Regions from separate parts of the Homo sapiens genome. Here region 2 is linked to region 1. Evidence: read pairs that join two places in POLR2A ChIA-PET (ENCODE). Cell type or tissue: Panc1. All regions are shown on one strand. Links, peaks and the distances in the headings refer to the core of each region. The heading gives the core; the rest is flanking DNA.

Region 1 (5,691 bases), core at 195-5,194:
ACAGGGCCAGCATCGGCAGGAAGGTGTGTGGACAGCGTGTAATCTCGTATGACATCATGAGAATGGCATTTACCTCCGTGGTCTTCCTCCCAAAGGCCCATAATCCTGAGAGAAACATCAAATGAATCCCAGTTAAAGGACATTTTACAACACAGCTGACCAGTGTCCAAACTGTCAAGGTCATAAAAAGCAAGTTTGAGAAACGGTCACAGCACGGAGTAGACTAAGGCGCCAGGAGACTCATGTAACACGGGATCTTGGGACAGATAAGTGACACCGGGGAACAACTGAGGAGATCTGAACCCAGTGTGGACTTCAGTTCACAACGAGGTATGGATACGGGTCCTCTAGTTACGACAAATGTACCCGGTTAATGCCAGACGGTGACGTAAGGGGAAACTGCTTCTGGGGAACAAGGGAACTCTCTGTATCAGCTTCACAACTTTTCTATAAATCTAAACTATCCTGAAATTTAAAAGGCCACATAGATTTTGCATGTTTTCCAGTACGAACTGGGAGGTCATGTGAAAAACTACAAATGGTTGTTTATCAGTGCTGACATGACACAAGATGCTGGATTTCTTAATTTTTTTCTCGTCACTTTCATTATATAATAAAAAGCTATAAAGGAAGAAAGAGATCGTCCTGGCACAGCATCTGGTGGTTAGACCGGGCAACCACACAATTGATCATCCAAACCAGGCCACTTGGAGACAGAAAGGGGCCGCTGTGAGGAATGGCACCGATCAGCAGGCAGGAAGCAGATGTCCCAGGCGACCCCGGGGCATGGTGGCCACAGAGGCAGGACTCGCAGGCCCGCGCCCTCTGGGACGCCGAAAGCCTCTGCGGCTCTGGAAAGGAGTGTCAGGGCCAGTGGGGAGACCACGGCAGGGGGTGCAGGGAAGGAGAGGCAGCCCAGAGACAGGGAGGCGGACATCGCCACAGACAGAGGCCAAGGCCTGGGCACAGCTCTGCCCAGTGTCCTCTCCTGCCACTGACTCACCACCCCTTTCACCTTTTGTTTCCTTGTGGTGCCCGAGCAGGTGCAGCTTCTGGGCGGGTGACAGTCACGGCTTAGGCCCCTTCCTTCCTGCGCCTCTGGCTGCTGTGGCTCTGGGGAAGGGGCACCAGGACCCAATGACAGAGGACTCCCCTCCTGCTTGGCTCCCACCCCACACCCTCTGCAGGACATGCCCCAGCCCCTCCTCCGTGGCCATCCCCAGCGTGTCCAGGGCAGCCAGTCCTCGCTGCCACCCCACCGGTGCCTCCGCCCCCGCTGCCAGCAGACCCCGAAGATCCACCGAAGGGCCTGCTGTGGCTGTGCCTGGTTAGCCCACCCTGGGTTTTCCAATTGCCACCTACAATTCCCAGCCCCACCAGGGGCCACGCCAGCCCCGGTACTAGCTGGGCCACGCACTCTGGGGCTGGGGTCCCAGGGTCCAATGCTTTCTTCAGAACAGATTTTTTTTCCTCCCCTTTTCCTTTGTATCTTTCTTCCTATTTCATCTTTTTCCCTCTTTCAGTCATGTGCTAACTTTACAGATTATCTTTTCTGCCTTTGGAGATAAAACATCACTTCAGACACACAAGATGACTGATGTTTACAAGAAAAAGGAAAAAGAATTGGGGGCAAAATAAACAAAGACCCTGGCAGTCACAGGTGCGTCCTCCAGGGGCAGTGCAGGAAGCCCTGAGCCAGAGCTCCGAGACTCCCCGGCGAAGCCCCCGTAGTCAGGGGCCCGCCCCGCGGCCAGCAGCAGGTGCACACCCGCCTGGTCTCTGGGGCTTTATTTTCCAAACTCAGGAAGATGTTGACTCCACTCCAACTTCCTGTTTGTTTGTTCTCAAGTACAAACAGCCTTCCCTCCAAGCTCTTTCAGTTTCAAAGCTCAGAAGATGCTTTGTGTCTCCTGGGGTCTTGGTGCTCTGCGGCAGCAACCCGGGTACACTGGCTGGTGCTTGGCCATTTGGCTAAACTGGGGTTAGAGGTGGCTGAGAGAGAACTTGTGTGATGCTGGCAGGTGGCAGGCAGCAGCACCACTCCCTGAAGGTCACGCTTCCAACTCGTCCCTGCTCTCCCGGCCCCATGTCCAGCTCTTCCAAACAGCCCGGCCGACCCGCAGCAGCCCTAGCCCACCCCCAGATGCGGAGACTTCACCCTGTGTGGTCCCTCCCCTGAATCTGAGCTGGGCCTGTGACTGGCTCCAACCAGCAGAAAGCAGTCAAAGTGACACGGTGCCAGCCCAGGCCTAAGCCTCAAGAAGGCCCGGCATCTTCTACTCTGCGTCTGTGGGCGCCCTGGGGCCTCTCAGGAATTCCTCCTGCCCCAATGTGGGGCCCAGTGGGGCGAAGAAGCCGAGACTCTGAGGACGGCTGTGGTGGTGTGAGACAAGTCCACAGGTCCCACGGCAGCCCCTTCCGATGCGGGGTCCAGCTCCCCTCCCCTGAGGATGAGCTGGACTTGCTCACTTGCTCCTAACAGGACATGCTGGGAGGAGCCTGTGGCTGAGATCCTCGCTGTGGCTTCTCGCTCCTGCTCAGCTCACTGGGGAGGGAGGGAGGGGAGCGCCCTGTGTGGGGTCACCGGGGAGTTGAGCGCCGTGTGTGGGGTCACTGGGGGGGAGTTGAGCGCCGTGTGTGGGGTCACTGGGAGGGAGTTGAGCGCAGTGTGTGGAGTCACCCAGGCAGTGTGTGGGGAAGCTCCCTTTGCAAGGAACAGAGGCCTCCATCCAGGAGCCACATGGGGAAGCTGGCCTGGAAGTGGTCGCTCCAGTCCCAGTCAAACCTTCAGGTGACAGCAGCCCCAGCTGCCATCTTCACCGCAGCCTCATGAGAGACACCAAGAGGATGCACCGGCTAAGCCACTCCTGAATCACCGACTCAGAAACGATAAGATGGAGCTCACTGTGGGCCACTAGGCTATGAGGAAATTCATTAAGCAGCATGGATAGCTAATCTACTAGCAGAACTGAGACCCCAGAACAAGACCCAGCAGCACAGACAGCTAATCCACCAGCCAAGAGTGGAACTGAGACCCCAGCAGCATGGATAGCTGATCCACCAGCCAACAGTGGACTGAGACCCCAGCAGCATGGATAGCTGATCCACCAGCCAACAGCGAACTGAGACCCCAAGACAAGACCCAGCAGCACAGACAGCTAGTCCACCAGCAGAACTGAGACCCCAGGACAAGACCCAGCAGCACAGACAGCTAATCCACCAGCCAACAGTGGACTGAGACCCCAGCAGCATGGATAGCTGATCCACCAGCCAACAGCAAACTGAGACCCCAAGACAAGACCCAGCAGCACAGACAGCTAATCCACCAGCCAACAGTGGACTGAGACCCCAGGACAAGACCTAGCAGCATGGACAGCTGATCCACCAGCCAACAGCGAACTGAGACCCCAGGACGAGACCCAGCAGCATGGACAGCTGATCCACCAGCCAACAGCAAACTAACTGAGACCTCAGGACAAGACCCCTGGGGAGGTTTGCACCAGCCCGCAGCTCTCTGAGCCGCTCTGGCCGAGGTGCCGTGTACATGGATGAGGGAGCCACGGTGGACATTCTGGTCCCACAGACGTCATGCAGAGCAGAGACACCCGTCCCCACTAGGCCCTGTCCAAATTCCTAGCCCACAGCATCGTGAGAAACCACAAGGAGGCTGATAAGTCACTAGTGTAGGGTAGTTTACTAGCAGCAACAGAAAAGTGGAACAATGTGTCCCCTGGGCACGAACAGGACCCGGTTTGAGAAACGCGGTGCCAGGACCCCGAGCCCTGTTATTGGGCACAAGAGCCGCCAGGAACAGCTTTCCCACAGCGAACAGAGGCTCTGAGGTCAGACGTCACAAAGTGACTGAGGACGGGACCCAGGGCGCTGGCACAGGGAGAGGCAGAGGTGCATGGAGTAGGCGGCACCAAAACCCCCGCGGACTCCTGCTCACATCCCAGCATCGTGGTCAAAACAAGACAAATGTCATCCTTGCCAAGGCCCCAGAATGCGTGCAACGCCCGTGCTAGACTCCTGCAGACATTCCAAACACAGAGGCGCCTCTCTCCTGCTCTATCACACTTTCTGCCTTCTGCGTTCGGAGGACGGAGAGTCATGATGTGAATTCAAAAGAGGAGAAACCTTTGCAAAGTCAACTTTCTAAATCACTGTGAGAAATGGAATGTGCTCGGTTCCTATTTTTAATAAATTGGGGGCGACACTGACTCCCACCTACACCATCTCCTTGGCTTCAGAACTTAAATAACATCGAGATGGGTTTCCACAGGATTGGCAGGGCCGGAGCCCAGAAGGAAGCATGGCAGAGACCATGGGGGCTCCCTCCTCACAGGTGGAGAAGTGGGGTGAGAGGAGGCTGGATGGAATCTGGGGGGGACAAAGCCAGGCCAGGGCAAGCACCTCCGTCTGCACTCCTGCCCAGCCATGCTGATCTCTGCAGCAGCCTTGATTTTTAAAACAATAGATTTCAAATCAATGAGGAAACTGTTTTCTGATGAAGCAGGCATACCATACAAATAACAATAATTGTATTGCTTATAGCTTTCCCCAAACTGTCTCAAGTTCTGATCTTTATCATCAATCAGCAGGTTGGTCTGCCTGTATACTGGGAGAGGGGAGGGGCCTGCGTCTCTGCCCACGCCCAGGGCAGGCAGGAGACCTGTAAGGAAGCGCTCCAGGCACAGAGATACCACCCCGGGTGGCCACTCGCCCCCATTGACAGCCAGAGCCGAACAAGGCGGCATCCCACTCAGGAGGGTGGCTGAGAAGACCAAGGTCTCGCCACGTGCCCAAGTATTAGTCAGCAGCAGCAGGAGAAATGGTGGTTCACAGAGCTTTATTTTTATCTCCAGTTATACACAGACAGCAGAGAGGGAGGTTCAGAGAAACACACAGCTCAACGGAGCTTTTTAGGTGAGGAGGAAAATCTGGCTGGGAAGGGAAATGACACCAAGTAGAAGGCCTGGTCGTCCACTAACGTGAGCCCAGATTCAGCTCTGAGCTTCCCAACACCAAGTAGAAGGCCTGGTCGTCCACTAACACGAGGTCCGATTCAACTCCAAGCTTCCTAACGCCCAGTAGAAGGCCTGGTCCTCCATTAATATGAGCCCAGAATCAGCTCTGAGCTTCCCAACACCAAGTAGAAGGCCTGGTCCCCCACTAACGTGAACCCAGATTCAGCTCCGAGCTTCCCGACACCAAGTAGAAGGCCTGGTCCTCCACTAATGTGAACCCAGATGCAGCTCCGAGCTTCCCAACCAGGAAGAGACAGGGTCAGGGCCACAGGGCACAGGCCCTTACTTGATGTAAGAGCCGAGGGGCTCAAGAGGAAGTCTGGGAAGCTGCTCTGAGTGGTCCTGCAGGGCCTGGCCTGGAACCCGGGTTCCTCCCTAGGAGGGTCCTGCCTGACACAGCTGGGAGCGCCCGTTAGGTGTGGGGGTCCCCGGGGAAGACAAGGCCCCGCAGTGGGCTCGGGGACACAGGATGCTCCGCCCAAAAGCACGGGGCCACACTCCCCAGGAACCCGCCAGTGGACACACCAGACTACCCTGCCTCAGATCCGGGTCAGAAGACAGATGCCGCATCCCAGTGTAAAGGAAACAGTGCGGGCTACTGGGCCGGGTGAAAATGCAAGATGTGAACCAGGAGCTGCACGTCGGCCACGTGTGGAGAAGGCTG
Region 2 (5,691 bases), core at 484-5,483, 150 kb before region 1:
GTGAGTCCCGCCCCTCCTGCCCACTCCGCCCCCACCTCACCCATCCCCCGCCCCACCCCCTCTCCGCCCCCGCCCCACCCCCCTCCGCCCCCGCCCCACCCCCCTCCGCCCCCGCCCCACCCCCTCCGCCCCCGCCCCACCCTCTCCACCCCCGCCCCACCCCCTCCCTGCCCCACCTCACCCCCTCCCTGCCCCCACCCTACCCCTACCCCCCCACCTCACCCCTGCCCCACCTCACCCCTGCCCCCACCCCGCCCTACCTCACCCCTGCCCCCACCCCACCCTACCTCACCCCTGCCCCCACCCCGCCCTACCTCACCCCTGCCCCCACCCTGCCCTACCTCACCCCTGCCCCTCCCCTCCCCCTCCCCCACCCCCACCACCTCCCCTCCGCCCTTCCCTGCCCTGTCCTTCCCCACCCCCTCTGCCCACCCCGTGGCCACTCACCCCTACCTGTCCTCTGTGCCTTAGGACATTGTGGTTGCGGAGCTGATGAAGAAGCTGGACATCCTGGGCGATAACGCCGTAAGTGTATGTCGCTCTCCTGGCTTGTGCATGCCTCTTACACCCACAACCCCCAGCCCAGCCCCTCTGGGGTCCAGGAGGCCCTGCCAGCCTCCCACAGCCCTGCCATGGGCCACCCTGCCTGAGACCCTCCACTAGGCCCAGAGCCTGCTCAGAATCGGAGCCTTCCTCACACTGCTCCAGGGCCCACTGGGGCCTCTGCTGTGCACACCTGGTTCTTCCAGCTGATGGCACTTCCCATCACATTGCCCAGCTTCTGGGATCTCTCAGCCCTTCCATACTTGCCATGAGGATAGGGGGCTGTTGCTCTTAGACAAACCAAGACCCTTAGGGGTTCCACTTCCTTGGCTTGGGGGAAAAGCAGACTCTATAGATAACTCCTAAATTTCATTTGGGGCAGAGTTCCAATTTCTATAGCAAACTCCTTGAAAGAATGTTAATTACTGAGTGGGCAAAATAATGCACCTCTTCATCCCAATTTTCATCCGCCCATTACTAATCCTCTGCTCTCCATCCATTTATTCCCCATCAATGCACCATCTACCTAGCCCTTCATTCATGCTCTGTCTTATATCCATCCATCTATCTATCCTGTGTAATCCATCCATCCATCCTCCATAATCCATGTATCCATCCTCCACAATTCATTTATCCGTCCTCCATAATCCATCTATCCGTCCTCCATAATCCATCTATCCGTCCTCCATAATCCATGTATCCGTCCTCCATAATCCATGTATCCGTCCTCCACAATTCATTTATCCATCCTCCATAATCCATCTATCTGTCCTCCACAATTCATTTATCCGTCCTCCATAATCCATCTATCCATCCTTCATCCTTCATCTATCCTTCATCCATCATCCTTAATCCATCCATTTATCCATCATCCACAATCTGTCCATCCATCCTCCATCTATCTATCATCCATCATCCCTAATCCATTCATTCTCCATCCTCCATCTGTCCTCTATCCACCATCCTCCATCCATTCCTTCTCCATCTACCATCCTCTACCCATTAACCTTTCACCCATCCATCCATCTCCCATTCATCCTCCATAATCCATCTATTCATTCTCCATCCATCCTTCCTTCATCCTCCATTCATTCATCCATTCTCCAAAATCCATCAATCCATCCACCCTCCATAATTTATCTATGCATCCTCCATCATTCATTCATTCATCCATCCTCCATAAGCTATTTATCCATCTTTCCATCCTTCATCCTTTATCCTTCCACCTATCCACATCCCCTCCCTCCATCCATCCATCTATCCATCCCTCATCCTACCTTCATTGACCTTCCACTTCCTCCATCCAGTGCTCTGCATCCGAGGACTCCCTTCTCCCCTTGCCTGCCCAGCCCCTGGGGAGCAGTGAGGCACAGGGCAGGGGTACTTTCAGCAGGGAGGCTCTGGGTGTGGGTCTGCTTCTCTCAGAGCTGGGGGCTCCACTGTGGTCATAGGTGGCCGAAGAGCCACAGCAGGGTGGCCGTGGACCTGACATCTCTGGGGTCCAGTCCTGGGTATCAGCCCCATCATGAGGTCTTGGGAACTGTATTGGGCAACTCTGATTCACAGTTGGAGAAGCTGAGTCCCCAAAGGCACTGCCCAGGGTCACAGAGCTGATGTAGTGGCAGAGTTGGGGGTACCCAGCCCCACCCAGGCCTATTTCAGGGTTCCTGCCCAGCCCCATAGCTGTCCACCAAGAGTGCCACTGAGTGTGACAGCCCTGCAGTCATCATGCAGCCTCTGAGGCCATTGTCACAGAGCCCAGGGACAGAGGAGGTTGGATACTGGAGGGCTCATGGCCAGGCTTAAGCTCAGGGGACCTGTGGAGATGCTGGGGAGCTCTTGACAGTGGGCTGACAGTGGCCCTTCAAGCCTGGCTGTGCAATCAGTGTTGACTTCACATGCAACTTGTGGTTTAATCACATCTGGGTAGATTCCCTCAGTCACCCTGAAGCCACCTGCTCAGCCTCCCCAACTTAAAGTGTTGGGAGAGGTCTGTGGCCTGCCCAGCCCTGCCATGGGAGAAGGGAGCAGGGCAGGAGAGATGAGGGCACCTGGCCCCAGCCATGCAGGATGAGGTTCTTGCCTGAGTCAGGAGTGCAGCTGGCCCCCACCATGGACTACAGACTGAGCCTGACTCCCCCCTGTGGGAGACCCTGTGCAGACTTTGGGGTTGGGGGACAGCAAGAGATGCCTGCTGTTAGGGAGCTTGCACTCTAGGGAGAGAATGGCATGGACAGGGCTTTTGGAGTGAGCTGGCAAGAATCAGAGAGGCCCCACGAGCTGGAGTCAGGCAGCCCTGGTCTGGATGCAGGCTGCAGCAGAGTCTGAGAGTGTGAGGTGCCCACATCGAAAGCCATAATCACTCTACCCAGAAGGGCCACCCAGGGGCCCCTCGGTTGGGGAGGAAGCATGAATAAAACATGCATAAAAGAGACAAAACCTTCCAGGGATTCAGCCATTTCACAGCCATGAACATGTGGTCTCTCCTCCACTGTTCCCAAGTGGTGTTTTAATAACCACAGGTGCATATGCAGAGGCTGGCTTTAAACACAGAAGGGGACAGAGGCTGGGCAGAGCAGCAGCCACTGCTGGGGATGTATTGGTGGCCTGCCTGCATTGAGCAGCGCATACGCATCTGCCTCAGCTGGTTACCTAGACCTGGTGATTACCAGCAGAGGGAGAATGAGAGAAAACAAAATCGGCAGCACCCGGAGGGAACAAGCTCAAGTCAAGGGTGTCAGAGATGCTGGGAGGGAGATGTCAGTCAAAGCACTTTTTAGCTCTGGCCCCCACCCAGGCGTCCCCAGTCAGCCTCCCCAGTCAGCTTCCCCATGCATCCATCACTCACCCTCACCCCCAAAGGCACTGCTTCTGACCGCACCTGTGTTCTGCTTTTGGGTGCAGAACCTGACCAATGAGGAGCAGGTGGTTGTCATACAAGCCAGGACAGTCCTGACCTTGGCCGAAAAGGTAACAGCAGCTGTGTGGACAGTCGGGAGAGGGCCGGGCTCCTGGGGTCTCCTGCCCTGCTCAGCTCAGAGGTGGTGATCTCGGGAGGAGGGCCTGCAGGGCCGGGTTTGGGGGGTCCACTAAGCCCCGTCTGCCCTGGGAGATCTGACACACTCAGGTCAGACAGCACCCACTGTGCATCTTTGCAAAGGACAGATTCGGCTCCACTTTGCTCTGTCACCAACCCTGTCTGCGTTTCCTCCCAAAGGCGGGAAGGTATGGTGAGTCTGCAGGCAGCGTTCTCTGTTCAACTTACCCTGACCCCCTTCTGGGGCCACCCAGCCCACTACCTGCTCCTAGTCCCACCCCTAGCCCTGACCTGCCTGGTGAGCTGGGCCTCCCACAGCAAGGAGAAGGGGTGCTCCTGGCACATAGGGGTTTGGAGAAACAGGCCACCCCTCCCCGCCTGTCCTGGCAGAGCTCTGCAGATGTGTCTCTCCTACGGTGCCCCAAGCTAGTGTCCCTCCTCTCCTGGAGAAGGTGTCAGGGGTAGACTTCCTGGACACCTGGAGGGTGGGAGGGGTGGGGCCATGATGCCAGCGCAGCCTCAACTCCCTGGAGAGGGCTGTGCTCTCCCCTCCCTAAGGAGAAGAGGAAGGAAGACCCAGGCTGTCCTGGCTTTTCTCCCAGCTGTCTCCACGAGCCGGGGTGGGGGACCCTAGGGGTCACTGTCCTGCTTGTTCTGTTTGTGTCCAGTGGCTCCAGCAGATTGAGGAGACAGAGGCGGCGCTGCAGCGGAAGATGGTGGATCTGGAGAGCGAGAAGGTTGGTGGCACCTTCACCGAGGTTCTGCGGCTCGGTGCTGCAGGTGGGACATCCGAGACCGAGGCATGGCCCTCCTGTGTTTCAGGAGCTGTTCAGTAAGCAGAAGGGCTACCTGGACGAGGAGCTGGACTACCGGAAACAGGCCTTGGACCAGGCCAACAAGGTGAGAGGCACGAGACTGCTGGAACCCCGGGGAGGGGCACTGGGCTGAAACGGCCACGTGGCTCAGGTGCCCAGCAGTGCCTCAGGTGCCCATGTGGGCCAGGTCGCAGGGCCCCTAATGGCCCCTAATGACACCTGCACAGCAGGCTCTGGCTCTCCAGAGCTGCCTGATGGGGTCTTCACTTGGAGCTTCATAAACGGAGCAGGATTAGTTGAGGAGGCCTAAACCCACACTGTGCAGTGAGAATGTTCTACAGCCTTTGTGCAGGTCACTCAAGCACAGAAACATGCCCGGATTCCTGAAGGCCATCCAGGTGTTGGTGTGGGCTGGTGTCTACCTCCCACCCTTCCCCTGAGGAACTGGAGAAACTGGTGGCTGTTCTGGGACAACAGCCTGCTCACTAGTGGGAGGTGTGGTCTTGTTCTATTTCATCTGGTGTGGCTGGGAGGAGCATAGGACGTTTCTAGGTTGAAAACTAGGCTTCAGAACTGGGTTCCCCGCTGGGAGCTACTTCCCCCGTGACTGCACAAGCAAAATCATCTGTCCCTGCTGGACTCCTATCACGTGACGGAAGGTACGACCAGGAGGATATCAGGCCATGTTGTGGAAAGACAAGTGTCACCACCAAGAGGTTCACCTCGGGACCCAGCCCAGCAGGCAGGGTCTTGACCCTCATGCCTGTGAGGAGACCTGCTTGGCTACTCAAAGCAAGGGAAAGTGGGCTGGGATGAAAATGCTCATTCCTGGGGCCAAGTTCAGCCTGGGAACTCTCAGAGTGATAGTGATGATAATGGTGATGATGACAATGGTGGTGGTGATGATTGTGCTGGCAATGGCAATGGTGATGGTGGTGGCGGTGGTGGTGGTGATGGTGGTGATAGTGGTGGTGATGATGATGGTGATGATCGTGATCATGATGACGGTGGTGGTAGTGGGATGGTGATGATGGTGATTATGATGGTGATAATGGTTATCATGATGGTGATCATGATGGGGATGATGGTGATTATGATGATGATGATAATGGTTATGGTGATGATGATGGCAATGATCATGATGACATGGTGGTAGTAGTGGTAATGGTGATGCTGCTGGAGGTAGTGATGATGATGGTGGCGATGATGGTCATGATGATGGTGATGGTGGTGATATGGTGGTGATGATCATGACAGTGGTGGTAGTGGTGGTGATGATGGTGATCATGATGGTGA

What was found. Peaks named below come from ENCODE experiments on the same cell type or tissue, not always from the same donor. Only the 100,000 strongest peaks of a DNase experiment are listed, where the experiment ranks them.
Region 2: POLR2A ChIA-PET joins it to region 1 with 14 read pairs; 3 of 35 experiments call an interaction of 5 or more read pairs at or near these places.

What each region holds. Positions count from the first base shown.
Region 1 is chr10:132,296,048-132,301,738 of GRCh38, forward strand. All of the region lies in intron 1 of STK32C (serine/threonine kinase 32C), which reads right to left. Among named protein-coding and RNA genes, the nearest start is that of STK32C, 9.1 kb to the right of the region's middle. RefSeq lists a silencer at 1,805-1,968. In Panc1, for the core only: no CTCF peak of the experiment used is centred there; no DNase peak of the experiment used is centred there; H3K27ac peaks cover 1,228 bases.
Region 2 is chr10:132,149,511-132,155,201 of GRCh38, forward strand. It overlaps JAKMIP3 (Janus kinase and microtubule interacting protein 3), which reads left to right. Exons shown (of 24, transcript NM_001323087.2): 16 at 472-531; 17 at 3,448-3,513; 18 at 4,249-4,317; 19 at 4,403-4,480. Among named protein-coding and RNA genes, the nearest start is that of JAKMIP3-AS1, 34 kb to the right of the region's middle. In Panc1, for the core only: no CTCF peak of the experiment used is centred there; no DNase peak of the experiment used is centred there.